Regions from separate parts of the Homo sapiens genome. Here all the other regions are linked to region 3. A link is a loop called in an ENCODE intact Hi-C map of the cell type or tissue named here. Cell type or tissue: B cell. All regions are shown on one strand.

The links. Peaks named below come from ENCODE experiments on the same cell type or tissue, not always from the same donor. Only the 100,000 strongest peaks of a DNase experiment are listed, where the experiment ranks them.
Region 1: it touches region 3 in a loop (17-fold over the local background); 96 of 110 quality-filtered maps call a loop at or near these places.
Region 2: a loop joins it to region 3, with 6 times the contacts of the local background. A loop is called at or near these places in 27 of 110 quality-filtered maps.
Region 4: a loop joins it to region 3, with 4 times the contacts of the local background. A loop is called at or near these places in 2 of 110 quality-filtered maps.
Region 5: a loop joins it to region 3, with 14 times the contacts of the local background. A loop is called at or near these places in 28 of 110 quality-filtered maps.

The regions. Positions count from the first base shown.
Region 1 is chr1:86,831,736-86,836,735 of GRCh38, reverse strand. No RefSeq gene overlaps it. Among named protein-coding and RNA genes, the nearest start is that of SELENOF, 80 kb to the left of the region's middle. RefSeq lists an enhancer at 2,824-2,973. In B cell, a CTCF peak has its summit at 2,967 (motif pointing left); a DNase peak (open chromatin) is centred at 2,945.
Region 2 is chr1:86,962,663-86,967,662 of GRCh38, reverse strand. All of the region lies in intron 1 of HS2ST1 (heparan sulfate 2-O-sulfotransferase 1), which reads right to left. Among named protein-coding and RNA genes, the nearest start is that of HS2ST1, 51 kb to the right of the region's middle. In B cell, CTCF peaks have their summits at 2,001 and 2,221 (motif pointing right); a DNase peak (open chromatin) is centred at 2,252.
Region 3 is chr1:87,081,338-87,086,337 of GRCh38, reverse strand. HS2ST1 (heparan sulfate 2-O-sulfotransferase 1) reads right to left here. Exons shown (of 7, transcript NM_012262.4): 3 at 2,059-2,144. Among named protein-coding and RNA genes, the nearest start is that of LINC01140, 46 kb to the left of the region's middle. In B cell, CTCF peaks have their summits at 1,692 and 1,894 (motif pointing right); a DNase peak (open chromatin) is centred at 1,887; H3K27ac peaks cover 269 bases.
Region 4 is chr1:86,739,941-86,744,940 of GRCh38, reverse strand. It overlaps SH3GLB1 (SH3 domain containing GRB2 like, endophilin B1), which reads right to left. Exons shown (of 9, transcript NM_016009.5): 8 at 2,505-2,733; 9 at 1-1,813. The coding sequence ends at 1,706. Among named protein-coding and RNA genes, the nearest start is that of SH3GLB1, 38 kb to the right of the region's middle. In B cell, CTCF peaks have their summits at 2,599 and 2,805 (motif pointing right); a DNase peak (open chromatin) is centred at 2,780; H3K27ac peaks cover 921 bases.
Region 5 is chr1:86,378,089-86,383,088 of GRCh38, reverse strand. ODF2L (outer dense fiber of sperm tails 2 like) reads left to right here. Exons shown (of 17, transcript NM_001366781.1): 6 at 87-158; 7 at 731-847. Among named protein-coding and RNA genes, the nearest start is that of ODF2L, 16 kb to the left of the region's middle. In B cell, CTCF peaks have their summits at 2,426 and 2,640; a DNase peak (open chromatin) is centred at 2,618; H3K27ac peaks cover 426 bases.

The sequences.
Region 1 (5,000 bases), 250 kb after region 3:
AGAACTGTGAGAGGTGTTCATACTCAGAGAAAGAAGGGATTATATCCATTGGAAATAAGGAGATAGTATTTAAATTGTGAAGGCCAGAGAGGATTGTTTGGGAAATATTGGAAGGGGGAGATCAAGTGTTCCAAGAGAACAATGTGTACTAATCAAGAGAAGAATGTGACCAACAGCCTGCCAGAAGGAAAGTAGAGAATGTGCCTCAGACGCTACAAAATAGTTCAGTTTGATTAGAATGTAGGTGTGGGAGACATCTGCTGTTTTTGTCATCCAACCACCACAATCATTCATTCTTTGAGTAGAAAGATGCCCCAAATTGTATTTGGAGAATAACCCCTCCCTGCTGTTAAATCTCATCAGGTGTGAGAGAGGTTGACAATCTTCAGCTTCAAGGGTAGGCCCTAATTGGCCAAAGTGATTGGTTCAGTGATGAGCAGGTGACCCAATTTAGACCAATGAGAATCAGACCCAAGACTTGTGTTTGAATGTGGCAAAGATTGAGTTAGAACTCAGCTGCGAGAATTCTCTTTCTAATGGACTGCGAATGGAGCCAGCACAGAAGAAAGACATCCAATGATAGAGTGAGAAATTCGTTCCTAATGAAGACATTTCTGAAGCTGAAGTATTCCTTGAGTATTTCATCAATCAACCAATTATTACTTTAACCAATACATTCCCTTTGTTTGCTGTGCCAGTTTTGATAGGGATTTCTGTGTCTACTTTAAAATACGTTGCTCAGGACAGGCGCGGCAGCTCACGTGGGTAATCCCAGCAGTTTGGGAGGCCAAGGCAGGCAGATCACCTGAGGTTGGGAGTTCGAGACCAGCCTGACCAACATGGAGAAACCCCGTCTCTATTAAAAATACAAAATTAGCCGGGTGAGGTGGCACATGCCTGTAATCCTAGCTAACTCAGGAGGCTGAGGCAGGAGAATCACTTGAACCCAGGAGGCGGAGGTTGCGGTGAGCCGAGATTGCACAATTGTACTCCAGTCTGGGCAATAAGAGCAAAGCTCTGTCTCAAAAAAAAAAAAAAAAAAAGTTGCTCAAAGAGTTGAATCTGAAGATCTCAGAGGATCCTTACTACCAAGATATCTTTTTGATTGCATGACCCGCCTGGGTTGGACTTTGATGTAACTTGTGGACAGAATGAGGATGATGCTGGTGCAGATCCCTTCTAACCCTAGGAAGCATCTAGAGTGTGTTGCCATGGAAAGAGCATGGACTTCAAATACATAACGTATTTGTGCTTGCTCCTTAGTGGCATGGTCTTTGGGCAAGTCACTGAATATCCCCTCATATGTATAATGGTGGTGACAATAATTCTTATTTCATTGGTTGGGGAATATGTAAACTACATAGTATGTAAAGTTCCTGGCACACAATGGGTATTCCGTAAAAGTTCACTTTTTTTTGAGACAGAGTCTCGCTCTGTCGCCAGGCTGGAGTGCAATGGCGCAATCTTGGCTCACCGCAACCTCCAACTCCTTGGTTCAAGTGATTCTCCTGCCTCAGCCTCCTGAGTAACTGAGATTAGAGGCACACGCCACCATGCTCAGCTAATTTTTGTATTTTTAGTGGAGACAGGGTTTCACCATGTTGGCCAGGATGGTCTCAATCTTCTGACCTCGTTATCTGCCCACCTCGGCCTCCCAAAGTGCTGGGATTACAGGCGTGAGCCACTGCGCCCGGCCAATTCACTCTTTTTATTATGGAAGGCAGCCAAAGAGGAGCAAGGCTTTTGAATTAGAGAGACCGGGGTTCAAATTCTGACTGTACTCTGGCTAGCTATATGACCCTCAACTAGACAGATGGTTGTTACAGGAGGACAGGGACCATGTCTGTCCTTATTCCTACTGAATGCACAGTGTCCCTAATAGGCATTCGGTACATGTGTAAATTATTTAAATTTTCTGAGTCTGAAATTTTTAAATTGAGTTAATAAAATATATAGTAAAAGACTGTTGTAAGGAATAAATAATATAACATACATAAAACACTTAACTGAATGCCTGGGCCACAGTAAGTGTTCAGTAAATAATAATAATTGCAGGTAATTTTTATTAAGTACTGACCACATGCCAGTCACTATTCTAAACTCTCTAAAGCCTGGATGACAGAGTGAGACCCTGTTTCAAAAAAAAAATTATAAAAAACTCTGCATATATTGACTCATCTGATTTGCAAAATACTCTGTTCCCATTTTACAGGTAAATAAACTGAGGCTCTATTTTTATTATCATTGTCAGAAATACTTTTTTTTTTTTTTTTTTGAGATGGAGTCTTGCTCTGTCTCCCAGGCTGGAGTGCAGTGGCGTGACCTCGGCTCACTGCAAGCTCCGCCTCCCGGGTTCACGCCATTCTCCTGTCTCAGCCTCCCGAGTAGCTGGGACTACAGGCACTCGCCACCACGCCCAGTTAATTTTTTTTGTATTTTTAGTAGAGACGAGGTTTCACCGTGTTAGCCAGGATGGTCTCGATCTCCTGACCTTGTGATCCGCCCACCTCGGCCTCCCAAAGTGCTGGGATTACAGGCGTGAGCCACTGCGCCCGGCCTCAGAAATACTTGATGCCATTTTGGGCCCCATGACTCGTGAATCCAGCTCTTTCTGTTCTTAATGTTTGGGTCTCTCGACGCATCTAATTCAGGTTCCATTAAATGATGTCTTATCTTTTTCTTTTTTATATTACTAGGAAAAAGTAAGCGTTTCTTTCTTTAAAACACAATGAAGACATTTCTCTCAGTCCTCCTCTTTCCGCCATGATGTCCAGGGGGTGAGGTTGGGCCGTCAGAGGTTCTGTTGCCTGGCAGGAACCCTTTAATTCAAAGATGGCCAACAACTCAATGAGCCAGCCGGCCTTTGCTCTCTCCTGGCTGAGCTGAAGCAGCAACCAAGGGCCTCCCATCTCCAGGTCTCTCGCTCTTGTTCTTTCCCTGAGTTGCCTGCTGCCATCTGCTGGCCATATTAAGTTAAAATAATCATCACGTTGATGTTTTCCAAGTTTCTAAATGAGGCTCTGACTGCGCAGGGACTCAGGCAAAGCTGGCTCCAGCCTAATTTCCATTCAGGAACAAGGGCCTCACCGGTCAAATCAGAAACACTCTCAGGCCATTATCTCCATCCTACAAATGTGCTATCTTGTCCAGCCTCACGTTTCATACTCCCTGCCCATCTCCCACCAATCCTCTGACATCCTTTATCCATTAGGCTTGCGCAAGACTCGTATTACCATGACAATCATCCACTTAAAATTTTTTTTTGGAAACAGTTCTACACAGAAAAATTATAAGAATAGTACAAAGAATTCCCCTTGATCCGTCTCCCAGTATCAATTTAAATTTTTTCAGTTGCCTCAGCAGCTCCTTTGTAGCAAAGAATCAGTCCAGGGTCATACATTGCTCCAGTTGTCATTTTTTTTGTTTGTTTTTAGTATCTTTCAATCTGTAAATTGCCACCCTATCCTTGACCTTCATAACTTTGACATTTTAAAAAGTTACATGCCAGGCATTTTGTAAAATGTCTCTCAATTTGGGCTTGTCTGATGTTGTCTTATGCCTCAGTTTAGGCATTTTTTGGTTAAAATATAACAGATGCTGTGTCTTTTCATTACGCATTTTTTGGTTAAAATATAACAGATGCTGTGTCTTTTCATTGCATACAATAAGATTGTACTATCTTATCTGGTAGTACACCCTTATTGGACTGTTTCTGATGGTGTTAATTTTGGTTACTTTCACTAAGATAGTATCTGTCAAGATTTCTCCACTGTAAACTTACTTTTTTTCTTTTGTAATGGTGTTAGTCTCCTATTGTTTTTGCAACAAATTACCACAAACTTAGTGACTTAAAACAACACAATTTTAATAATCTTACAGTTCTGAAGGTCATAAGTCTGAAAGGAGTCCCACTGGGCTACAAGCAAGGTGTCAGCAGGGCTGCGTTCCTTCTGGAGGCTCTAGAAGAGAATCTGTTTCCTTGTTTCCTCCAGCTTCTATTCCTTGGCCCCTTCCTCCATCCTCAAAGCCAGCAGTGTTGCATCTTCAAATCTTTCTCAGACTCTGACTCCTGTTTTCATCATCTCATCTCCTTCTCTGATTCTGTTGCTACTGTCTTTCACTCACAAGGACCCCTGTGATTACATCAGACCCACCTGAACAACTTCCCCATCTCCAGATCATTAATTTACTCACACCTGCAAAGTCTCTCTTGTCCTGTTCACAGGTTCTGGGGATTTGAATGGAGACATCTTTGAGGGGCTATGATTCTGCTCCTCAGCAACTTTGAGACTGTGGAAATTCCTGTTACTTACCCCACTTTCACACGTAAGTTTTAGCATCCTTTGATGCTTCCTGCCTAATTGTTGCTATAATTATTACTGATGCCAAATGGTGATTTTCTAACTCTATAACTCCTTTTACATTTATTAGTAGGCTTTCTAATACACAAAGGAAGTTTCTCTCCTCCCCCTTTATGGAATAATTCATTTATTTATACCAATGTGGACTCATGGGTTTCTTATTTAGTTCAATAGATTATGCTTTATTACTACTGGCATTTTTTGATGTATGAATTGTTGCAGATTTGACCAGTGGGAGCCCCTTCAAGCTGCCTTTTGTGTCCTTTTAACATGTCCTCATCTTGCTTGAACACCTCCTTATTTTTGGCCATAAAAAGATAGATAGTCTAGACTCATCTTGTAATTTCCCTGCCCCAATCCTGGAATCAGCCATTTCTCCAAGGAGGCCTGGTTCCTTTTGGTGGAGAGAGGGGTTTGCAAACCAACATCTGGGTAGTAGGTGTACTCATTGCTCCCAGTTCCTTTCAGTTGACAGAGCTGGAAAATACATGCATGTATATGCACACACATTTACATCTCTATTTCTCTATTTGTACATATTGAAAACCAAGAACTTCAATACCTCCAATTTCAATTCAACACCCAAGGGTTTGTTCAAGTTTTCTTCTTTCCATATTTATGCTTCCCTTGTGAGAAATC
Region 2 (5,000 bases), 120 kb after region 3:
CCATGGAATGCTACTCAGACATAAAATGGAACAGAATAATGTCTTCTGCAGCAACTTGGATGGAACTGGAAGCCATTATTCTAAGTGAAGTAACTCAGGAATGGACAACCAAATACCCTATGTTCTCACTTATAAGTAGGAGCTACATTATGAGTATGCAAAACCAATCAGGGTGATGTAATGGACTTTGGAGACTCAGTAGGGGGAGAAGGGGAGGGGAATGTGGAATAAAAGACTACATATTGGGTACAATGTACACTACTTTGGTGAGAGGCAAACTAAAATCTCAGAATTCACCACGATATAATCCACCCATGTAACCAAAAACCACCTGTACCCCAAAAGCTCTTGAAATTTTTAAAAATTAAAAAATAAGAAATATAGTACAAATGGTTACATAATAAAGAGCTAGTTAATACGCCACTTTTAGAAACTAAAGATCCTAATACTCCTTCAAAGACTAAATAAGCCGGGCATGGTGGCTGTAATCCCACCTGTAATCCCAGCACTTTGGGAGGCCAAGGTGGGCAGATCACCTGAGGTCAGGAGTTCGAGACCAGCCTGACCAACATGGAGAAACCCCATCTCTACTAAAAATGCAAAACCGGCTGGGCATGGTGGCATATGCCTGTAATCCCAGCTACTCAGGAGGCTGATGCAGGAGAATCGCTTAAACCTGGGAGGCAGAGGTTGCAGTGAGCTGAGATCGCACCATTGCACTCCAGCCTGGGCAACAAGAGCGAAATTCCGCCTCAAAAAAAAAAAAGGAATGCACTCTATTATTTTTTTAAATGACCCAAACTAAAGTTTAGTAAGAGAGATTTGTATCATGGGTCAAAATGTTAAAAACAAAGTAGCTGCAACAGTATTCTTAACAAAATAATTAACAAACAAAAAGCATTATTAAAAAGATGATAAATTGGGCATGGTAGCATGTGCTGGTAATCTACCAGCTACTCAAGAGGTTTCAATGGTTAGGATCATTTGAGCCCAAGAGTTCAAGATCAGCCTGGGCTGTAAGACCTCTACCTCAAACAAACAAACAAAACAGGATGATTACAAATTGTATCTACTAACAAACTGTATTCAACAAGTTCATATTAAAGTTTTATTTCCCATCACGTTTCTAATCCAACTAAGAAATAATATCGTATGAATGCTTTACAAGTTTCAGAAAGTAAAAAAGTAAAACTTAGAAAGAACATTCCATAAAATTAGAGACTCCAATTTAAGAGCAATGCCCCCTAACCCTAACTGTTATAAATATTGTTCAGAATTCAGGTGGCTATCACCGGAGTAGGAAAAGTACCAAAGAACAGATAGGAGGAAAGGTAGAAACACAGAAGAGAGGAAAGAGAAGCATATTGTAGTATTTACAGGGTACATCAAATAGGAGTCCAATCAAAAAAACAGAAACCTCTCCATATATTTAATAGAAGACATAGCTACTAATACAGGAAATTTTCCAGCACACATTTGGACCATGGAAGGAGGAGCTCTCTGATAAGAGCTAAAGTCACAAAGGACAAGAAGCCCCTACCAGAGAAATAGCCTTTACCAGACATGACAACCAAAAAATACCCTGGCTTCTCCCTTCTACCTGTCCTCCAATCTTCCGCTAGTATCTGTCAATGGCCAAACTCATGCAGAAGCCTGTGGCTTGGCCCTTAAAACAGAAACAGAGGAAATGAAAATTGAGAAACAGAAAACCAAACAGGCAAATGATAACACAAAGTATCTTCCCAAAATCTCTTCTGGTATTAGTAGACACTACAAAGACCTTAGATCCTATTGCTTATTCATATCATTCCTTGTATAAACTATTCTTTTCCTGAGAGGGTAGAAATACTCCTGTATTTCTAACTTTAATGCTATTTTTTAAAAATCCATTATGATATCTAAAAATGTGAGGACTATATCTAAGTAGCACAAGCCCTTCAGGATTCCAAGGGTCATTTATCCTAGTGGTTAGATCTTAATCACTGGCTAGAGATTTTAATCCCCTAAAAAAAAACCAGCCTCCCACCTCCACCCCAAGACCAATTAAATCAGAACCTCCAAAAGTGGGGCCCACACAGTGGTAGTTTTCTTAAAACTCCCCAGAGTGATTCTAATACGCAGCCAGGCTTGAGAACCACTGGTTTATCCAAAATATTGCTGGAATTTAAAGGATTAAAAACCAAAATTTGCTCAACAACACCCTAAGGTCTCAGCCAGAAGAGGGCAGCAAGGAACTATTCTGGAAGGCCACAAAAGAAAAAATAAGATGCCCTAGTACCTTAGTCCCTTAGGAGCTGTGCAGAGGGGGGAAAAGCCCACCGAGGTTCAAGAATTTTGGGATAAATGCCATGCCTCAAGTGGGAACTAATGAATGAATGGTAAGGAACCAAGCAGAGATAAGCCCCCAAGCAGGGTAAGGTGAAGGAACAAGAGAGAGCCAGTAGATGGTCAGAAAAGTACCAGGCACAAAATGCCACTCAATTGTGCTCATTTTCCAGTCATCCTGATTTCCTTAGCTAATTACTTTGTCTTACTCTATTACTGAAAGATGCATAAAATCCTTTTTGAAACAAGTCTGAAATTAAGGGGATCACTTAAAATATGACCCAGACACACCTAATCTTGGCTAGCAGATCAGTCATTTACACACATTATCAGTAATACTACAAATGTATAATGTTTAAAGGAGATCTAGAATGAGTAAACTAGTGCAAATCTACCATGACTACTAGAAAAATAGCTCTAAGCACACGGGACATCATCAGTCTTCACATATGAAGAGAGTGTATCTACTATTACTAACATTATTGCTGCTAATCACAAAACAATAAAAACAAATAAATTGAACTGTGTAACCTTTAGGAACTCAGATTGGCACTGAATCACCTGTCACTTACTCATGATAAATAAATATACATGTGTGTCTGTGTGTAGAAAGGAAGCAATTACTAAAGAATATTCTTAAAGATATTTAGCTTTAAGATTTAATAAACACAGCTCTCCCTCTCCCTCTCCCCACGGTCTCCCTCTCTTTCCAAGGTCTCCCTCTGATGCCGAGCCGAAGCTGGACTGTACTGCTGCCATCTCGGCTCACTGCAACCTCCCTGCCTGATTCTCCTGCCTCAGCCTGCCCAGTGCCTGCGATTGCAGGCGCGTGCCGCCACGCCTGACTGGTTTTCGTATTTTTTTGGTGGAGACGGGGTTTCGCTGTGTTGGCCGGGCTGGTCTCCAGCTCCTAACCGTGAGTGATCTGCCAGCCTCGGCCTCCCGAGGTGCCGGGATTGCAGACAGAGTCTCGTTCATTCAGTGCTCAATGTTGCCCAGGCTGGAGTGCGGTGGCGTGATCTCGGCTAGCTACAACCTCCACCTCCCAGCCGCCTGCCTTGGCCTCCCAAAGTGCCGAGATTGCAGCCTCTGCCTGGCCGCCACCCCGTCTGGGAAGTGAGGAGTGTCTTTGCCTGGCCGCCCATCGTCTGGGAAGTGAGGAGCGCCTCTTCCCGGCCGCCATCCCGTCTAGGAAGTGAGGAGCGTCTCTGCCCGGCTGCCCATCGTCTGAGATGTGGGGAATGCCTCTGCCCCGCCACCCCGTGTGGGATGTGAGGAGCGCCTCTGCCCGGCCGCGACCCCGTCTGGGAGGTGAGGAGCGTCTCTGCCCGGCCGCCCTGTCTGAGAAGTGAGGAGCCCCTCCGCCCGGCAGCCGACCCATTTGGGAAGTGAGGAGCGTCTCCGCCCAGCAGCCGCCCCGTCCGGGAGGTGGGGGGCAGCCCCCGCCAGGCCAGCCGCCCCGCCCGGCCAGCCACCCCGTCCGGGCGGGAGGTGGGGGGCAGCCCCCGCCCGGCCAGCCGCCCCGTCCAGGGGGGGAGGTGGGGGCCAGCCCCCACCCGGCCAGCTGCCCCGTCCGGGAGGTGGGGGGGGGGGCGCCTCTGCCTGGCCGCCCCTTCTGGGAAGTGAGAAGCCCCTCTGCCCGGCTGTCACCCCCGTCTGGGAGGTGTACCCAACAGCTCACTGAGAACGGGCCATGATGACGATGGCGGTTTTGTTGAATAGAAAAGGGGGAAACGTGGGGAAAAGATAGAGAAATCAGATTATTGCTGTGTCTGTGTAGAAAGAAGTAGACATAGGAGACTCCATTTTGTTCTGTACTAAGAAAAATTCTGCCTTGGGATGCTGTTGATCTATGACCTTACCCACAACCCGGTGCTCTCTGAAACATGTGCTGTGTCCACTCAGGGTTAAATGGATTAAGGGCAGTGCAAGATGTGCTTTGTTAAACAGATGCTTGAAGGCGGCATGCTCCTTAGGAGTCATCACCACTCCCTAATCTCAAGTACCCACGGACACAAACACTGCGGTAGGCCGCAGGATCCTCTGCCTAGGAAAACCAGAGACCTTTGTTCACTTGTTTATCTGCTGACCTTCCCTCCACTATTGTCCTATGACCCTGCCAAATCCCCCTATGCGAGAAACACCCAAGAATGATCAATTAAAAAAAAAAAATACAAAAAAAAAGATTTAATAAACACAATTTTTCTGTACCTTCTGACAGAAAAATATGAAAAAAAATTCGAACTTTCTCAGGACTTTTTGTTTTTAGCTACTAATAGAGAATTAGCCCCCTGCTTTTAGCTTATCCAAAAATAAATACAGCAATACCACCTCTTTCTATACTACCACCTTTTTCTAGGGGTTGAAGACTAGAGGAGAATCACTACCTTGGAAGAGAAGAAATCAATTATCAATTGAAGAAATCAATTATTTTCACTTATGGAACTTACTGACTTTAGGCAATGGATATATGACTTCATATCTTTTAGAGAATGCTTGGGAAAAAAATAAAACTGTATGTTCCAATCCAAAAACTTATCTACAACTACCTATAACCTATATTTACTTTGAAAAAAAAATCTTATTGTACAGACTAGCCTCTCTTTTCAATGATCATTAGGAATCTCAGAGCTGTAGTTTTGTTTTGTTGTTGTTGTTGGTTTTTGTAATTCACC
Region 3 (5,000 bases):
GATACAGTACTTGAGAGATGTGAAACCCGTGTACAAGGGGTGACTTTCAAATTCGTGGGTTTCACAGGGCCAACGGAGGGACTTGAGTATGCGATTTTTATATACTCAGGCAGTCCGAGAACCAATACCCTGGACATACCCCAGGAACGACTGTAATCTAAAAAATTGGTAAGGCGATGTTTCTTTCCTTTTCCTTCCCCATTTATGGAGCATATGGCTATTAAGCTAAAAGATATTTGAGGATACTAGTTACATCTACAACAGTTCTTGATTACATAGATACATCAAAATACATTTCACCTAGGCTGATTTTGTTTAGGTATTTAAAATCTTGGAAAAATCTATGAAAAATTTTCACAATACTTTTCCCTTCAAATAACATAAGACTCACTATGAAAATATTCAAACGCTTAAAAATTCATGTCAGCATTTAATAAATGAGATTAATCTCTTCAAAAAGCCTTATTTTTTCAACTACAAGAACCTCAGCATATATCAGAGCTTTGTTCTAAGTATAAGACTTTGCCAAAAGCAAAAGCACTCAATTTATAATTTTAATAATGAAAACCTAGACTATTAGAAACCAAGCTGTGTGTGGAAAGAATAAATCATTTAGGTGAAAGGGTAACAAACATTCAATTCAAGGATAATGCAGCCCTGAGGGAAAATATGCACATGAACGAAGCTTATGAAATTGGTTCAATGCCTATGCAAAGAAAAAAATAATTAGTTTATTTTAAAGCTGCCTATAAAATATTTTCAATATTGCAGTATGAATTATTTATAGAAAAACATACATCTAACTTTAGAGCTACAATTTGATTGAAAGATCTTGAGTACTATGAGAGGAACTAGAAATAGGAACATATCACTTTATGTATGTAATATTTGGGTGATTCTTTTTTAATTACATGATTTCCCAAAAAGTTAAGATTATCAGTTTGAATCAGTAATACTTCATTCTACTTTTTCTTTTCAAAATTAAGTAAAACTGAGAGTGGGATATCACTTTTATTTTAAATTTTATAAAAAATGCCTTTTAAAGTTGACCAATATATCAAGGTGTGTTACTCTGAAATCATAATAGCTAATTTAAAAACTGAATAAACATGTCTAAGCTAAATAATAAAAAAAATTTTTTTAGTGTTTTTGAAGTTAATGCAGAATCTTAGGGAAAACATTTGGATTTGAGGTTTACTACAATGGTACTATGTGTACTACCAAAAAAGTTCAAATGTATCCATAAGACTGTTATGTTTGGAATATTAAGTTTAATTAATTTTCTGATTAATAATGTGGCACAGACTGTACAGAAAGCCACATAGTACTTGAATACTGTGAGTAGGCATATAGTTTTCTGAACCCTTCTTGAGAGAACTATTAATATGACAGAGGCCGGGCACAGTGGCTCATGCCTATAATCCCAGCACTTTGGGAGGCTGAGGCAGGAGGATCACCTGAGTCCAGGAGTGAGTGAGTGAGTGAGTGAGTGAGTGAGTGACAGGGAGGGAGAGAGAGCAAGAGAGAAGGAGAGAGGGAGAGAGGGAGAAGGAGAGGGGGGGTGAGAGAGGAAATCATGAATTTTTTTTAAAAAAGCCTCGTAATACATCATAATTTTAAAGCTAAAATAAGGTAGCCCAAGGGAAAGTGTACACTTCAGTATGTCTTGGGTGAGAAGCAGACACACTGGAGCACCAATAACTTAGTGAGAGCTTTTTTGCTTTCTCAATGATGTGGTAAGTCATAATCTGGCCTCTAGGTTATAACTTGAGCTCTCCTGAAGTAGTGTCATTCTGGTTGTACAAGGCATATACACACAATAATAATAAACTTTAAAGAGTAATAACTAATATGTAATTAATATAAGAATTGCCAATTTATGAACACTAGAGGGCAGTAAAACACTAAGAAGGTATATTTAAATTACAGATCTAAAACTGGCAAAGGCAAGACAGTACATTCTTTTATTAGAAAATCATAACAATTTAATGAATTTATTCCTTTTTAGGTTACTAGAGTACAAAGCATTCTTTAGCGTGTCATTTCAGTGTAACTTACTTTGCAAAATCCAAGTAAGAAACGTGTCCATGATAAAATCCTGGTTTCATCTCTTTCCAGGAAGTTATATTCTTTACAAAGCGCACCTAAAAAGGGAGAACACATTCATTATATACAATTTAAAGAAAATGAAATTTGATGATAGCAAAATATTTCCAAGATAGGAATTTAAAAACCTAAAACCACTTTTACAGAGCTTGAAACACAGGTTTGGACTAAGGAAAGTATACTGTAATCTGTAACTATTAAAATTCATCATAGAGACAGCTACTATCATTATACTCACAAAAGAGTGAAAGATGATTCTGAAAACAAAATGGCACAATGAAATCCTTTACAATGCTGTAGAGTGAGTACATTTACATAGGGTGGGAGGAGGGTCGTTGTGGGGGTGTATGTATCTACACCCTGCCAACACACATGCTAAAGCAGGCAATACAGGAACATTCCAGCATATCAAATGTTTTCTTCTCAGAGGCTTGCTGTTCATAAAAGTTTATTTTTATTAATGACTCAACAAATAAAAAGTAATATTTAAAACCAAAATGATTTTTAAAAAGGTGATGGTTATCAGAAGATATTTAAGAGTTAAGAGCAGATATCACAAGCTTGTTGATAAAAAGATTAATAAAATTAGAGATGTAATACAGGTCAAAATATTTAAAATTTCTAAATATTTAACTTATTGGAATTAACGTACACAAAAATTAATATGAAAAATTATATAAGTATATTTTAATATGTCTAAAACTGGTTAATATAGAATTTGATAAACCTAAGTATCACTAGCTGCAAAGCAGTGATATACAATTTCTCAATGGAAAATGGTATACATTTTTGATAAGCAAATCTCTGCATGATAAATAGCAAGTGGTTAAGAATCTCTTTTAGAACCTAGATAGAGTGCAGAAAGTGGGGGCAGTGAGGTCCACCAACCTGTACCGCACCGAAACCATCTGCAAGCTATGACTTCAGCCTCTCAAACACAGAACTGTCAATTGCATAATTCTGACAACTTATCAATCTTTCACTTACATCATAGAATAGGGGTAGTCACATGGAGATATTCTGGAACACTTCATACTACACTACACTCAATAATATCAATGAATGATGATAGCTGCCTCCTGTTAAAGGCCTATTGGTAGGTGAGGGAGGGGAAACAGTGCAGATATAGCTATATGTCAGAGAATGTGAACTAGAGAAAAATGGAAGAGTTCTGGGATAATTTATCTTTAGGGGAAGCATTAATAACTCACATACTAAGAGAAATTATGAAGCTTTTAGAATGGAAATGGTTATATGCCTTACTTGGCCTCTCAATACACATATACATCCTTAAATTAAAATCTGAAAAATGAATTGCAGATAAAAATTAGTTTGCATTAGAAAGTATACAATGTCATTTTAGCAGATATTTTCAATTTTTTTCCCCACTGAAACTGAAAGAGCCAAATAAATGTGATTTGAGGTTTTCATGTTCTTTCCAATTCTTCAACTAAGGCATCAAACAGAATGAAAATACCAAATTGCAAATGAAACAGAAACAAAATATAAAATTAAATAATCCAGAGCCTGCATCTTTAACATACTTTACATGCTGAATATGAAAAGTCTTTATAACTGCCACTTAATGGTAGATTATTTCCTATAAACCTTTGGTTCTATGAAAATCAGTTCTAGTATTTCAGCCAAAAATGAGAGGAAAAAAGAAGGCAAAGAGAATAAGGCATTGAAGATGGTGGCTAAAGTGAGCTTAAGATATATTTAGCAACTCACCTCTGTTTTCCAGAAGCTGAGATTTAATGTGGACATGGTGATGTAGGAGGGAAATGAAAGATGCTACATTGAGGTCTGAAAAAACAGTGTTATATAAACTAAACAGCAGGGAAGATCATATAGTACAAGCTTGGAGTATACTGTAGTGAAAGACGTGGGCAGAAGTAAGAGTCAGGTACAAATTCAAGTATTCTTTTTCCTCCAACAAAGCTTCCTAAGGATGGTCAATATTAAACTAAACCCTCTCCTGAGGATGAATGATATCTCATCCAATGTGTACCCTTCAACACAAAGTGAAAAAAGCCCAGGAAGCTGGATAATGTCTACACTACTGCAAGACTTCTCATTTCTTCTGGGTTTTCCAATTTATTGGCATATAGTTGCTCATAGTAGCCTCTAATGATCCTTTGAATTTCTGTGGTATTAGTTGTAAGGTCTCCCTTTTTATCCTGGGCTAAAAGTTTCTTGATTTTGTTTATCTCTTCAAAAAAACCTTCTTTTTTTTTCTTTTTTTTCTTTTTTTTTTTTTTGAGACGGAGTCTTGCTGTCGCCAGGCTGGAATGTAGTGACACGATCTCAGCTCACTGCAACCTCCGCCTTCCAGGTTCAAGTGATTCTCCTGCCTCAGCCTCCTGAGTAGCTGGGACTAGAGCACCCAGATAATTTTTGTATTTTTAAGTAGAGACGGGGTTTCACCATGTTGGCCAGGACGGTCTCGATCTCTTGACCTCGTGATCTGCCCGCCTCGGCCTCCCAAAATGCTGAGATTACTCATCTTTTTGTATTTTTTTGTTTCAATTTCATTTATTTCTGTTCTGATCATCATTATTTCTTCTATTCATTTTGGATTTGGTTTGCTCTTGCTTTTCTAGCTCTTTAAGATGCAACACTAGGTTGTTTATTTGAAGTTTGTCTACTTTTTTGATATAGGCACTGATTGCAATAAACTTTCCTGTTAGCACAGATTTTGCTGTATCCCATACATTTTGGAAGGCTGTATTTCCATTTTCATTTCTTTCAAGAAATTGTTAAATTTCCTTCTTAATTTATTGACCCACTGGTCACTCAGGAGCACGTTGTTTAATTTCCATGTGTCTTGCTATTGGTTTCTAGTTTTATTCCACTGTGATCAGAGAAGATATTTGATATAATTTCAATTTTTT
Region 4 (5,000 bases), 340 kb after region 3:
GAAAACTGACCAGCTTGAGCAGCTTTTCAGGGTTTCTTTAAGAATATGGCAATTGAGAGTGAGTCAAAACATCTTGTACAACTATAAAACTGCAGAAGAATTTGTCTCATGGCACAGAAATAAAAGGGTAACTACTACTTTTAAAGTTTAGACTGTGAGTTAAATTGTCAACATGTTTACCAAGTTCTTATTAGGAGCTCTTAACACAAAATTTTAAAACGGTGTTTAAGTATTCATTTTTTTAAAAGTACCAAAAAGTATCATTTTAATAGCTTAACATTCCCTCAATAAATGAACTATACTTTTGTACTTCATGCTTAAGTTAGAGTAAATTGCTTTAGTTGTCAGAATGTGCTATGCTATCTTGGTTACACATCTTTTTATCTGGAACAGTTCTTCCCCAGACCCTCTCTCACTCCCAAAACTGGAGTTACATGACTCCCAAATACAGTACCTTGTATTTTCCCCATCACACCACGAATCCTACTATAGGATAATTGCTTAATTTTCTGTATCCTTTAATGGTCTTTAAGCTCTGCAGGGGCAAGAACTGTGTGCATATTGTTCAGGACAGTATCCCCAGTTGACCAGCACAGTATCTGGCCCTCAACAAATGTTTGTTGAATGAATGAATTAGAACAGAAGTCTTAACATGGAAACAATGATTTATAGCAATGGCCCCAACAGCAATTTTCTAGCTTCCAATGTGTCACTAATAATTTCATTAGTATGTGTTTCATAAGCAGAGATCCTCATCAAGATAGCCTGTGTTCATTAATAAATTTTCAATGTTTTAATAGTAAGCTCAGAGTGACCCAATTTATTTTGTTCGTATACAATTTATAATGTAGTTGCATTATTCCGTATTTGTATACAAATCTGCTGTTCAATAAGAACACATTCTCTTTACTGTACCACAGTACAGTAAATGGATCCAATCCCAATTATGCATTAAATTGTGCCAACTGAATAATCTTAAAAACTTTATGTTTAATGAAGTAAATTTGTCCTAGATTTTCTAGAACCTTAACTACAAATTTATCAGAGAAATACGGTATTGCTTTTCAAGAACTAGTTGTTCTTAAATTTAAAAGAAACCATTCAGTAGTGTTTAAAAAACCAAACAACTCTGAAAATAACCCATCAAAACATAATATTAAAATCATTTGATTTCTGTTGGAAAACCAGGTAAACATAGTTTAAATGCGTTTTTGTCTATGAAAGCATTCAGAAAATTCTACTTTTCACAAAAGAGGTTTATATCCTACAGCTCTTTTTAAGACCGAAAGTTTAAAATAAATTTTAATTTTATTCTTTGGCTATTATTTATACCTAATAAATGAGTCGCTGATATCAATTCACAATAGATTTATTTTACATAAAAGAAAAAGCTTGCTGTTAATGAAAAATCCAGTAGAAAACAGTTCTGCTTTAAGTTGAGGCTCAAAAGTAGAAGCTGCTTATTAGTGAAACCTCAATAAAAAGAGAATTTTGTAAGAAAACATTCTTGGCATGAAAGCTCTAACATAAATTCTGTAATGAAATATTTACCATGCAACTTTATTGGCAGAAAGGCCAGTTTCTGATGGCTGGTATTTTCAGTCTCTTAACACATTAACATGGAAGATACTTAACCTGCTTTATTTAGAGTTAATTGTATATAAATACAAAGTCATGATGGGCAACCTTTCCATAGTCCACCTACTTAATTGAGCAGTTCTAAGTAGGTAATTGGCACCTTGCCCTTCTGGTTTCCCCTTTCCCCCATTAGCCAGTCTGAATCCATTCCAACAACACTGAACACAGTGATCACCTGCAAAATAAAATACTTCCAGTTATTAACTACATTAAAAAAATAAACAAGTAGAAAACCAATCAGATTTGTATTTAATTTGTTTAAATTATTCACCAAAAGGACTTTAAACGTTATTATCAATTGTGCTGAAAAACAAAGGATTTATTTATTATTATTAGTTTTTTGAGGCAGGGTCTCACTCTGTTGCCCAGGCTGTAGTGCAGCAGCATGATCACGGCTCACTGCAGCCTTGACCTTTCGTGTTCAAACGATCCTCCCACCTTAGCCTCCTGAGTAGCTGGGACTACAGGCGCACACCACCATGCCCAGCTAATTTTTCATATTTTTTGTAGAGATGAGGTGTCGCTATGTTGCCCAGGCTGGTCTTGAACTCCTGGCCTCAAGTGATCCCACTGCCTTGGCCTCCCAAAAGTGCTGAGATTACAGGTGTAAGCCACCATGTCTGGCCTAGATAAAGGATCTTATTGGAGGGAGTTTTATACATCTTCAAGTTATTTGGCAGTTAAAAGTTTTAAATATTTCTATGATATTCTATTAAAGAATATTAATTAAAATTTTATGTTAATATAACTATCTGTAATCTATGAAACCATTTCCAAATAACTAATGAGGAATTTGCATTTTGTTATAATATTAGAAGGTATGTCAATTCGTGATATATTTTCCTTCTCATACCCACAATACTCACCTCATCTGCCAGAAGTGATAATTCAGTACTGTTTGCTGCATCATAATCATAGAGAACCCTGGCCTTTCTGCTGCCACTACACTCCTTAAGGTCACTGAGGTTGGAAGGAGAGGTGATTACTAGGCCACTTGTTGAAGCCATGGCAGAAGAACCAATCGCATTTGGTAAAACTGATGGTACAGGTGTCACAGAAGTCTGATTGTTGTTACTAAGATAATTGGATGGAAAACTGTTGAAAAGAAAGCAGCGAATTATTTATTTCCAAGTGACTAAAGCTCCTTAATACCACCACTCGGTGGCGCTGTTTACTTTCTACCAACCTTCACATTGGAAAAGATTTATAGATATTAATAATACGTTAATGACAAAGTATATCTATCTTCCTTTTCCCTCTTGGGCCAATTATACTAGAGACAATTCAGGTGGTATTCAAATATAAATCCTTGAAAGTCTGTTTCAAAACTGTCCTTATAATATTAACTTAAAATTAATGGCTATACTTTTTTCCCCAAAAAACTTCCATTAGAATGTTTTCTTAATCTTTTCTTTATAAATTACTAAATAAAAATATTGATGAAAAACTACTTAAATATTAGATACTACAAGTATGAGGCTTTCTTAATTTAATTCTTTGAGAAATATTTGAATAACTAAACCTTTTTTTCATAAACTGGTCCAATCACATTTTCCTATTCAAATAAAATATTTATTGTCATTTACATGTAAGTATTATTTACTTGTATCTACATGTTCAGCATGACTATGAGAAGCAGAAGACGTAAGATGAAATGATACTATTCCCTTAAGGACATACACATAGTGAGAAGGTAGACATTCAAATAATATGACTGCTAATTATCTCAATGAAATTGAAGACTCAATGGTAGAATAGGACAAATTTTACAAGTTCATTTGTGCTATTTTTTAGAAAAATTTTCTATTAGAAATTAGTGATTTTTGTGATTAATGTGCTCATAAATAATTTGAAGATAATTAGAATTTTCAGTTTATTTTAAGGCTAGTTTCCCCAATAATACCAAATATAAAACAGTACAAAATAGCTGGTCTGACATCATTCTAATTCAACCATTTCTAAGCTAAAAAATGATCTACAAAAATTCAAAGTTTTAATAAATTCATTAAACTAGAAAAGTCCTCTTTTCTCTTCACGAGCACTATACCATCTGGAAATCATTTCAGTCATCAGCAAAATTCCCTGTATCCTTAACCTCTTCTCTAAACCTTCCCTTCATCCTCCAGTGCTAGCGTTTATCTCCCATACTCCTCTTTTATCACTGAACCTAGAGGTCAATGGAGGAGTCTTATGTTCTTCATCACTGTTTTTAGACTCTTTTCCCTAAACAATTCTAGCCAATCCTTCAACTTCATGTTATTCAACTATAGCACATCATCTTTTCCTCCCACATTATCATATTTTATCATATTACATTTTATCATATTATCTTTCCTTCCCATATTACATTTTCTCCATCTATTGTATCATTCCCAACTCTTTAAAAAAAGAGATACCCAGTATCTCTTACTGCAATCACCTACAGATGCCTCATTCCCTTACTTTCATTTCTAGAAGATTTTATCACCTGGCTCACTGACATTATCTCTTACTTAATTCTTGGTGACTTTAATATCCAAATGGACAATTCTTCCAACCCTTTAGCCTCTTAGATCCTCGAACTCTTCTCTTCTAGTGACTTCATACCTGATCCTAGTTCAGCCACCTATTCCCACAGTCACATCTAGATCTTACCAATTCCAGTAACCACAACCCTTCCAATAATAATAGTTTCTACTATCCCATTCTTTGACCATCGCCTTTTTCTTTCAAGTGCTCTCACATCAACAAGCCTACCAGGGTCTATGATCCTACCAACACCTTCTTCATGTCCATAGTTAATTATTATAATAACTCTTAGATATGCTCTCATTTCTTATGCCACTCACTTCATTGTACTGATTTGGTAAAAACCTATTTACCTATTCAGTATCCATGCATCTACTTTAACAGGAGAAACACAGAAAAGCTTTGTTTTACATTCAATTTATGACTAGGAACCTCAAGTGGGTCCACATGCCACCTGGCAATGATACTACATTTCTCTACTCCATTCACTTTCACTTTCATTCCCCTGATGACTATTTCATACCCTCTTGCCCATCCTCAAAATTTCAGCAGTTCTCCCCATAACCATTACACTCAGTTGATGAGCTTGCTTCCTTTTAACTGAGAGGAAAAAAGAACAATCAGGAACTCCTTTTTTTTTTTTTGATACAGGAGTTCATTCCTTTTGCCCAGGCTGTAGTGCAGTGGTTCAATCTTGGCTCACTGCAACCTCTGCTTCCTGGGCTTAAGCAAGCAATTCTCTCGCCTCAGCTTCCTGAGTAGCTGGGACTACAGACATGCACCTCCACACCCAGTTAATTTTTGTATTTTTTTGTAGAGACAGCGTTTCACCATATTGACCAGGCTAATCTCAA
Region 5 (5,000 bases), 700 kb after region 3:
TTATTTGCATGCTGCTTGGTTTTATAAAGTTAGCCAATATTATCCAAGTTGTGAAATTCCTAATTCTTATTTTATATTTGCTCAAGAATCTTAAGAAGAAGGTATTTGAAAAGGAGGCCCATATCCAAGAACTTTCTTGTTTGTTTCAGAGTGAAAAGGTAAGCAAAATTTGAGCTTTTGAGCTTAATTCATTATATTAATATTGACTCCCTTTTTTTTCCCATCCTGGCCCCAACTCCTCAGAAATAAACACAGAAAAGTGTTTTGAAATTCTAGATTATTTGGATATTTTACAGGTTTTACCTATCAAATATAACATCTTAATTTTATTAAGTTTTTTTAGGGTTTTTATGGTGTTTGTCAGGATACTTGGCATAAATCACTTCATATAGGAACTGTTTTAAATTTGTATTGTGTTTCAGTTGGGGAACAAATTAAGGAATTTTAGTGTTTGTAGGAGCATTTTAGGTATACCCATACCTTTATTTAGAAAGATAGATGGGAATTTTAAAAAAGAAAGCCATTAAATAAAAAATGTTGGGGGATAAAACTTAGCCCTGGTTGGGCATGAAATACATTTGTAATAGGGGCGGCAGTTTATGTAAAGTAGTGCTTTGCTTTTTATCAGCTGTTTAGATTGTGCCTAAATCAGGGTAAAATTAAAGATATTGGGCTGGGGATACAGCAAATAATATGGATTTTTTTGGTTTTCTCTTTCTCTTTGTTACAGGCAAATACTTTGAAAGCAAACCGTTTTTCCCAATCAGTAAAAGTAGTACATGAACGACTACAGATCCAAATTCATAAAAGGGAAGCCGAGAACGATAAGTTGAAAGAATATGTAAAGGTTATATATAAATATATATCCATTTTTATAGCTTAAGTGATAAAATTAATGAAAGGCCATAAAGCCTTCCTTAGTTCTAGAATTTGGTGGTTTTAAAATACACAGTTGTTGACATGGGAAATACATATTTAAGGTAAATCTTAATATTTGTGGCCTAACTAAAGGTTTGGGTACAAATTTCAACATAAAAATGCTGTCTCTGTTTAATACCAATCTAGGAAGGATTTATGGAATTGAATTACTTTAAAAATCATTTCCACTTTATAGTTAATTTATATTTACTGTGGAAAATTTATAGAAAATAAATTTAAATATACCAAAATCATTGTTAACATTTTGGTGTACATTATTTCAATCTTTTTTCTCCATCTATACATATATACATACATACTTTCACACGTTTAACAGTCAATACGATGTTTATTTTTTGTTACTAATCGTAATAATTTTAAAATCAGCCCAACTTTGATGTTCACAAAATTAAGTAATTCCCTTATTAAACAACTTTGTAGGAGTATAATTAAGGGGAATTTTTTGGTTTAATTATTCTTTTGGAGTCAAAGTCACTTTGAGATAAGAATTTGAGGTGGCATATCATACAATATAAGGTAACTCTTTTTTTTTTTCCGCCAAAGGCAAAGAAGCAATATTCCCACCTTGAGAGGTTACAGAGACTCAAACTCCATTGAGTGTTGAGGACTTCTGAGTTAGATTTCTGTTTGGTTTTGCACTCCTGAATTATAGCAGATGTCTGCAGCCTGTAGCATGTTTCAAAACCATACTCGAGTTTGGGTGTGTGTGTGTGTGTTCCTTTAAAGGGACATAATGCGGGTTTATGGGGGATAATAAATTTTGTATGCTAGGGCACTGCAGATGAACTGGACTTGGTATTGCAGTGGTCTGTCATAGTAAATACAGGAGAACACATGTGATTGAATACATCTGATGTATGATTGAACATATTAGATAATCATCTTTCCCAATTTATCTTAAAGCGTAGTGGTTATTTTTTATAACCATGATAATTTGGAGAAAGAACATAAGGCTAAAATCCTAAAATTTTGCTATGAAATTCAACTATAATTTGAATTCAAATTCTTTTACCAAAATGCTACTGTTAAGAAATGATTAAAAGAAACTGTCTGAGTCTATGAATTTTTCTACATTTTCTCTCACACACTTTTGGATTTAAGGCATTAAGTGATTAAGGGGTTCAGAATTTAGTTCTTTTTGAGTTAGGTTTGACAGTGGTTTTTTTTTGTTTCGTTTTTGTGTTGTTTTTTTTTTGAGTATGAATCCAATGAACTCAATTTGGCAACATCAATCTCAACTTTTTAGTGTTGAGTAATTTGTTGTATTGAGTCTTTTAAAAATTTACATTATAAACCTCTGGGAACATCCCACAGATGCCTTCCACCAATTTTTCTTTCTAGATCTTTGTTATGTAGCAATTAGAATTAGAACGTTTTCTTATTTTCAGAAGAGACTGAGAATGATTGTCTGTATAAAATGTGACATGTATACAGACATTGCTTTGGAGATAGAAAAAGAAGATAATCAGCTTTATGTGTTCATTCATTTGGCAAATGAGAGGTTATTTTTAAATTATAAAAATAATTTGTCATTTCAGTATACTCCTTGATAGTGTATAAGTGTGGGATTTGATAAATCTGGTGAGAAGATCGTGTCTGGAACTATGTTCAAAAAGAAAATTTAGTTTCTATGTTTAGAAGTTTTTTAACCTAAGAAAGCAACTATTCATGGTGTGATGATGACACCGTGTGGACTTTTAGAGGAATGACAACAGTGTTTCCTGTGGGATGTTCCTTTGTCTTATGTCGACTTACTGTACTGCTGTTTTTCCCCAGCTACTTATGTTTTATGGGATTTTGTTTTTTAAAAACAATTTAAGAATGTATTGCTCCTTCTCTTAGTTTACTTAGTCACTCTTCAAAAAAATCAAATCTAAATCTTAATATATACTTCTTAATCTCAATTTTAGTGGCAGTTAAGAAGCTTAGATTTTGATGATTGTAGAGTTAAGTTGAAAAGTCCTAGGTTTAGCTTGTACTGTGACTCCTTTGCAATTTTTAAAAATTAAAATGGCTTTCTAAGGAATGGGAGACTAAAACTTATTCTGTGATAATTTCACATTCATTTCAGTATTACACAGGTTTTGAAAATGTAAAAACATTAAAATCATAAGTCTTTAATAGATACTTAATACTCAAATACTTTAAGTACACAGTCTTAAAATAATTTGAAATAAAAGCATCTGAGTTACCACATTAAATCACATCCCTCATCTACCCAGCCTAATATTCCGTCTCTCATCATGTCACCAAGAGGTATGCCAAAGAGATAGTCATGCCAATTAGTTACAATCACATTCAATGATAGAAACATGTCCTCAATAATACTTATCTTATGACTCTTATAGTCATTAATTTATCTAAACCTGTGTTTGGTCTTGGAATAATGACTTCCATACATTTACTTTATTGGATAAAGCAGTATTTTATTATCTTTAATGTAACTCTAGTGTCAGGGCGTGCCCCCTAAATCTAGTAAATTAAAATTTGGTAAAAAAATCTGTTTATCTCGTCTATAGCCTTCTTAAAGATTATAATCATATCTTTAAGATTTTGTCTTTCAAAGTGAAGAGTCCTAATATATTTGGGGAGCTACCAATTCCTTTGAACATTGGTACATATTTGGATTGTTTCTAGCTCAATTATGTTTTTTTAAACTAGTTTTTAAAACTAGTATGATGTATAATATTCTAGATGTGAACTAAAAAAACTATCTGAGTTAATCACAGAAGTTTTAAGGAAGTTAGTGTTTGTACCATAATCACTATAGTATCTTTGATAATGGTAGCATTAGTTTGATATAGGATTATATGTTTTAAATTTGCATCCTTTAACAGGTTATAGAGAAGCATTGGTCCCCAATGTGTAGAGGATTATTGTATTAGGCCATTTTAACATTGTTATAAATGCCTGAGACTGCATAGTTTATAAAGAAAAGAAGTTTAATTGGCCCACAGTTCCACAGGCTGTATAGGAAGCATGATTCTGGCATCTGCTCAGCTTCTGGGGAGGCCTCAGGAAACTTACAATTATGGTGGAAGACAAGTGGGGAGTGAGGCATCTCACATGGTGGGAGCAAAAGGAAGAGAGAGCAAGTAGGGAGGTGCTGCACACTTTTAAACAACCTGATTTCGCAAGAACTCACTCACTATCAGGAGAACAGCACCAAGAGGATGCTGTAAACCATTCATAAGAAACAACCCCCATGATCCAACCACCTCCCACCAGGCCCCAGCTCCAACACTGGGGGTTACAGTTTGACATGAAATTTGGGTAGGGACACAGATCCAAACCTATATAGTTTGGCTGTGTCCCTACCCAAATCTCATCTTGAATTGTAATCTTCAGAATCCCCATCTGTCTAGGGAGAGACCTGGTGGGAGGTGATTGGATCATGGGGGTGGTTTCCCCCATCCTGTTCTCATGATAGTGAGTGAGATCTGATGGTTTTATAAGGGGCTTCCCCCCTTGGCTCTTCACTCTTTTCTCTCCTGCTGCCATGTGAAGAAGGTCCCTGCTTCCCTGTCACCTTCTGCCACGATTGAAGTTTCCTGAGGCCTCCCTAGCCATGTGGAACTGTGAGTCAATTAAAACTTGTCCCTTTGTAAATCACCCAGTCTCAGGTATTTCTTTATAGCAGCGTGAGAATGGACTAATACAGTTAATTGGTACTGCAGAGAGTGGGGTATTGCTATAAAGATACCCAAAAATGTGGAAATGACTTTGGAACTAAGTAATGGGCAGAGGTTAGAACAGTTTGGACAGCTCAGAAGAAGACAGGAAGATGTGGGAGAGCTTGGAACTTCCTAGAGGCTTGTTGAATGGTGTTGAGCAAAATGCTGATAGTGATATGGACAATGAAGTCCTGGCTGAGGTGGTCTCAGATAGAGATGAGGAACTTCTTGGGAACTGGAATAAAGGTGACTCTTGCTATGCTTTAGCAAAGAGACTGACGGTATTTTGCCACTGCCCTAGAGATCTGTGAACTTTGAACTTGAGAGAGATGATTTAGGGTATCTGGTAGAAGAAATTTCTAATCAGAAAAACATTCAAGATATGAC